2 separate regions of the Homo sapiens genome follow, and region 2 is linked to region 1. Evidence: read pairs that join two places in POLR2A ChIA-PET (ENCODE). Cell type or tissue: Caco-2. All regions are shown on one strand. Each heading gives the region's core, and the rest is flanking DNA. Links, peaks and the distances in the headings are about the cores only.

What was found. Peaks named below come from ENCODE experiments on the same cell type or tissue, not always from the same donor. Only the 100,000 strongest peaks of a DNase experiment are listed, where the experiment ranks them.
Region 2: POLR2A ChIA-PET joins it to region 1 with 7 read pairs; 2 of 35 experiments call an interaction of 5 or more read pairs at or near these places.

What each region holds. Positions count from the first base shown.
Region 1 is chr1:39,490,149-39,493,052 of GRCh38, forward strand. BMP8A (bone morphogenetic protein 8a) reads left to right here and starts at 1,488. Exons shown (of 7, transcript NM_181809.4): 1 at 1,488-2,177. The coding sequence starts at 1,844. LOC124904101 (a long non-coding RNA gene) reads right to left here and starts at 1,400. Exons shown (of 2, transcript XR_007065978.1): 1 at 541-1,400. RefSeq lists silencers at 987-1,616, 1,717-1,816. In Caco-2, for the core only: no CTCF peak of the experiment used is centred there; DNase peaks (open chromatin) are centred at 1,433 and 2,579; H3K4me3 peaks cover 1,734 bases.
Region 2 is chr1:39,369,537-39,372,440 of GRCh38, forward strand. MACF1 (microtubule actin crosslinking factor 1) reads left to right here. Exons shown (of 101, transcript NM_001394062.1): 51 at 494-650. Among named protein-coding and RNA genes, the nearest start is that of BMP8A, 120 kb to the right of the region's middle. In Caco-2, for the core only: no CTCF peak of the experiment used is centred there; no DNase peak of the experiment used is centred there.

The sequences.
Region 1 (2,904 bases), core at 176-2,675:
AGGCGTGTGTTTAAGGCACCAGCAAATGACTATTTAGATTAAGAATTTGTTGTAGAAAATTTTATTGAAGTGATGACTTCCAAATGTGATTTTTGGGGGCATTATACACTTGCTTCGAGGTTTAATCTTCAATCCACATGGCGGGGCACCATAATCTCTGGTGCCCAGGGCCCTCGTCTAGCCCCTGTGAGGCCCTTTGCGGTGCCTCCCTTGCCAGCCCCTCCAGCCTCCGCCGTTTGCCCCCTGGGCTCTCCAGTTTCCACTGCCCCCCTGCCCGAGCGCAGCTCCACTGCTGTGTGACCTGGCGTAAGTCCCTTAACCGCCGTGTGCCTCAGTTTCCTCATTTATTAAAAGAGGAGGTTCCAGTGGTATGTACCCCCTAACGATGTGCGAGCATCACAGAAATGACACGAGACACACACTCAGAACATGCCTTGGCGTGGCAAGTGCTGACTGTTGCCATTATTAGGCTCCCCAGCCGGGGTCTCAGGGCCTTGGCACAAGCTATTCCCTCTGCCTGGAGCACTTTCCTCCACTGACCTTTCCTGGCGCTCCAGGTCAACTCCAGGAGCCTTCCCAGTGCAGTCTAGGTGCCTTCTCCTTCCGCAGCGCCTGAACCACACAGGAATAAGTAAGGCGAGAGCGCGCCCAGGGAAGAGCAGGTGTGCAGAAAGGGACTGAGTCAGTCGAGACGTTTCCGCGGGGATCCTTCTCTTGGCAGGCCTGCACCGGGGCCGTGGGGACTGAGAAGATGTGCACAGGTGGCTCCCGAGTGCTCGGGAAGGGCCCCAGAGCTTCTGGCCCAGCTGGAGGCAGGAGGCGGAGCCTCCTCCGCAAAGCTGGATCAGTACCGGGGACGCAGGGCGCACAGCTAGGGCTGGCGGGGGCGGCCCGACTGGGGCGCTGCCTGGGCTCACGCGGGAGCCAGGTGGGGGACGCAGGGAGAAGCAGCCGAGCAGGTGCCGAGAAGGAGGCGCCCGCAGAAGCGCATGCAGGGGCCACGGGGAAGGCGCCAGGAGGCGGTGAGGGGCCGCGGTGGCCGGAACCCGGGCCGGCTGCTGCGGGCAGAGGAACAGGCCCCACCCGCGGGGCTTGGCTGGCACCGCCCGGCTCTCCAGACGGGGCTACGGCCGCGTGTCGGGCCCGGTGGCGACCACGGCACACCACGGCGAGGCAGCCGGGTGGCACCACTGGCGGGACCGGGACGGCGCCGCGGCCTTAGGATCTCTGCGCCGAGGCCCGCGGCGGGAGCCACGACGGCCCTGACCACGCTGACGCCCAGGCTGCGGGCTCCTCGCCCGGACCAACCGCCAGCCACGCCGAGGTCGCACCTCGGGGTCGCCCCACCCGCAACACCTGCCGCCGCCCGGGGCTCCTAGCGGGCGCGGCCTCCGCGCCCAGGCCCCGCCCCCGCGCCCCCATTGGTCAGTCCCGGGGGTGGGCGGGCGGCACAGACGGCTGAGCCGGGGCAAGGACTCGCGGGAATCGCGCCGCCCGGGTCGCTGCCGGAGCTCGCCGGTCGCCCCTGCGCTGCGCGGACCGCAGCCACAGCCGGACTGGTGGGAACGGCGGCGACAGACGGATTGGCTGACAGTCCCAGCCCTCAGAACAGCCCCGGCCTCGAAGCGTTGGCGTCTGCGTCCGCGTCAGCGTCCGCTTGTCCCGGAGCCGGGGCAGGTGCGCGCGGGGGGCGCTCCAGGGACCGCGCTGAGGCCGCAGACGCCGCCCGCCGAGCCCCGCCCCCTGCTCGCCGAACTCAGCTCCCCGTTCGCCGTCGGGGCGTCCCCGGGCCCAGGGGCGGCGGCGGAGCTGATGTGCGCCCGCTGAGCGCCCCCGGCCCGCCATGGCCGCGCGCCCCGGACCGCTCTGGCTTCTGGGCCTGACGTTGTGCGCGCTGGGCGGGGGCGGCCCCGGCCTGCGACCCCCGCCCGGCTGTCCCCAGCGACGTCTGGGCGCGCGCGAGCGCCGGGACGTGCAGCGCGAGATCCTGGCGGTGCTCGGGCTACCCGGGCGGCCCCGGCCCCGCGCGCCACCCGCCGCCTCCCGGCTGCCCGCGTCCGCGCCGCTCTTCATGCTGGACCTGTACCACGCCATGGCTGGCGACGACGACGAGGACGGCGCGCCCGCGGAGCAGCGCCTGGGCCGCGCCGACCTGGTCATGAGCTTCGTCAACATGGGTGAGTGCGGCCGCCCGCGCGGGGACCCTCGGAGTAAGCTGGCTGCAGGGGAGGGGCGCGCATCCGCGGGCGGTGCCGGGCCCTGGCCGAACGGGGAATCACAGACGGTGGACGCGAACCACAGGGGAGTGGGACCGCCGTGGTTAGGGAAGGTCTAAGGGTCATGGGGGCCCCCTGGGCTGCGGGGTGGTCAGGAGCAGAGTGTGGGGGACTGTGGACTCCCAGGCGCTGCCTTCACCCTGCCCCAGACACACCCAGGAGTAAGAATTAGGTGATGTCTTTGCCCACCTGGGCTGCCCCGGGAAGACAGCCTGGTCCTGGGGAGACAGGTGAGTAAACAGAGGCCGGGATGCTGTCACTGTGATAAGGACAGTACTGAGGAGAGGGACAAAGTTCAGCGTGGAAACCTGTGGTCACATCATCGGAGTGACCAGAGCTGAGTCGCGTGCCCTGAGTCCACAGCAGGCTCTTCCCTGTGCGGAGCCTGGGTGGGGTGCGGCTGTCAGGGGAGCGGCTGGGGAAGGAGCAGACTCAGCTCGCTGGGGCAGGGACTGTGGCCTTGTCACCCTGGGCCCTGCACTTAGCATGTGGCCTGGTATAGGGTGAGTGTCCGGTCCTGTGGAATGGCCCAGTGGGCAGCTGGACCCACTGTGTTCTCCCAGGCAAAGCCGGGCTTTTCCTGTCTGCAAACATCTTGTATCAAACCCTGGAGCTATTTATTCCTTAA
Region 2 (2,904 bases), core at 293-2,792, 120 kb before region 1:
ATTTCCAAAACTTTCCTTTTGATTTAGTTTATTCATTGGCATCATTAATCTAGAACTAATCACCTAACTTCTGTGAGCCTCAGTTTCGGCACCTTCCTTGCTAAAGCAATCAGCACTTGAATTGGTCCTTGAAAGAGTCAAATAGCTAAAATGTAGCAGGGCCGGAATTGAGATCCAAAGCCTGCATTCTTTCCATTGTATCACAGTACCTAAATAGCAGCCTCCCTTTAGTTTTTCTCACTTTCACTTTAGCCTAGAGTAAGATTGAAGACCTCTTTCCCCAGAAATGTCCAAACAAGGGCAATATATTCCTGAGTTTGGTACGCTTCAATGTTATATGCGGTTGTTCAGCCAAACCTGCTATGGAAAAGATTATGAGAAAGAAAGGCCATGTTAGGTAACTGATGTCTGGAGTCACAGAATGAACTACTCTTAGCTCAAGTTGACTTTATAAAACTTAGTCTGGCAAGTAACAAAACTGCTTCATTGACAGAGAGAAAGATGCATCATCTTGCCAGGAACAGTTGGATGAATTCCGGAAGCTGGTCAGGACCTTCCAGAAATGGTTGAAAGAAACTGAAGGGAGTATTCCACCTACGGAAACTTCTATGAGTGCTAAAGAGTTAGAAAAGCAGATTGAACACCTGAAGGTAGGTGAACAAAGGGACTCCAAGAATTGGGCTAGGCACTGGTTTGAATACTTGTATTAACTGGTCTCCAGCTGTGGTGGGGAAATGTATGAGAAATCCAAGTTGTCAGTCTGCATCAGAACAGAAATTCCTACGTTTTCTTCATATGATAACCATCTACCCATACAGTCCTTGAGAAGCATACACTCTCTTTGTATGTTTGAGAATTAGACAAATATATTTGAGCAAGTAACCAGATAATATGATCAGGAAATTGAGGATAGAAGAACTAGTACTACTTCAGCTAGTAAAGGAAAAGCTAGAATCAGATGGTTGGAAGGTACCTTCAAGGATGGGACCAACCTTCCTCCCATTCCCTGCAAAATCCCTTCTGTACTGTCTTTGATCCGTAATTATCCAGCCTCTGCTTACACCTCTAACCTATGTCTTCCTTTTGTTGAAATAAGCCAAATATGCCTCTGACTAACTGTCATGCACTTATCCTTATTTTCTCAGTAAAGCATACTTCATCCTGAGCAGATGAAAGAAAAGCGTTTGATTGCTTTCACAGAGTGAGTGCCAGGAGCATTTGCTGTTGGGAATTCCCTAGGACAGAGCTTTCCCAACATTTTTGTTTCACAGTGCCCATGGTGTTTTAAGAAATTTGTCATGGCACCTCAAGGCCAAAAAAAACAGAAACAAAAAAAAACTCCTAATACTTCTACTTGCTAAGAAGTTAGGTCCAAACAACTTAGTAGTTGTTCATATGGTGTTCAACAGATGTCACTGTATTTTCCTCAAAAATGTAAAATATTCTGTGAGTAAAGCCATAGTTTGGGGACTGTGGCTCTTTGGAATCAAGAGTGATTAATGGCCAGGCGCAGTGGCTCAACGCCTGTAATACCAGCACTTTAGGAGGCCGAGGCGGGTGGATCACAAGGTCGGGAGTTCAAGATCAGCCTGGCCAAGATGGTGAAACCCCATCTCTACGAAAAATACAAAAATTAGCTGGACGTGGTGGCAGGTGCCTGTAATCCCAGCTACTCAAGAGGGTGAGGCAGAGAATTGCTTGAACTTGGGAGGTGGAGGTTGCAGTGAGCTGAGATGGTGCCACTGCACTCCAGCCTGGGTGATAGAGAGTGAGACTCTGTCTCAAAAAAAAAAAAAAAAAAAAAGAGTGATTAATTAAAGAACTGACAAGCAGTGACCAAGGGTCAGTTTGAAATTAGGCAATATGAGTAGAGCTCTGTGCCTTTCTCTGCAGCTTAAAGTCAAAAGCAAACTAAGTAGATTGTCAGGGATATTCAGTATGGAGGAGGGCAATGAAGGCTAGAATGGTGTCCTTTCTCTGAAAGGAGTAAAATCCTACAACTATGGCAGGAGACATCTTGGAGACTTAACGTGATGTGGTATTTTTGTCTTAGAGCAAATGCCATTGTTTCCTGACGGATTTCTGTGGTAGTTGGATCTTTGATTTCAAACCCAATATAAAGTTTCCTTAATAAATGCAAAGTATAGCCTATGATTCTATGTATTTTTCTGTATCTCAATATCTAGCTCCTTATTTATCCTCTAGTTACCATTTCTTTTTTTATCTTTATATGCATGTTGTTCCCTCTTGTCCATCTGGCAAACTCTTATCTTTCTTTGCTTTTTTTTTTTTTTTAAGACGGAGTCTCACTCTGTCACCCAGGCTGGGATGCCGTGGCATGATCTCGGCTCACTGCAACCTCTGCCTCCCAGGTTCAAGCAACTCTCCCGTCTCAGCGCCCTGAGTCGCTGGGATTACGGGTGCCTGCCACCACGCCCGGCTAATTTTTTTTTTGTATTTTTAGTAGAGACGGGGTTTCACCATGTCGGCCAGTCTGGTCTTGTACTCCTGACCTCAAGTGATCTGCCCGCCTCAGCCTCCCAAAGTGCTGGGATTACAGGTGTGAACCACCATGCCCAGCCATTATCTTAATTCAGAGCTTTCCTTCCTCTAGGCAGAATTAGATAGAACTCCTCTTATGCTCTTGGAATTCACAGACTGTCCATAATACTGTAATAGCATTTATCACATTATAATGCAATTGATAATCTGAGCTTCTGGTTTTAGAAATTGTATCATAATTCTATTTTGTACCCCAGTGTTTGGCATGGTGCCAGTCATATAGTAAATGTTCAATAGATATTTGATAAATGAATAAATAAATCAGAAGGATGGTCTCTTAATGCTTTTCAAAACACTAGGGAGTATATACAGAACAGATGTCCCTACTTATGAGGAAAAAGC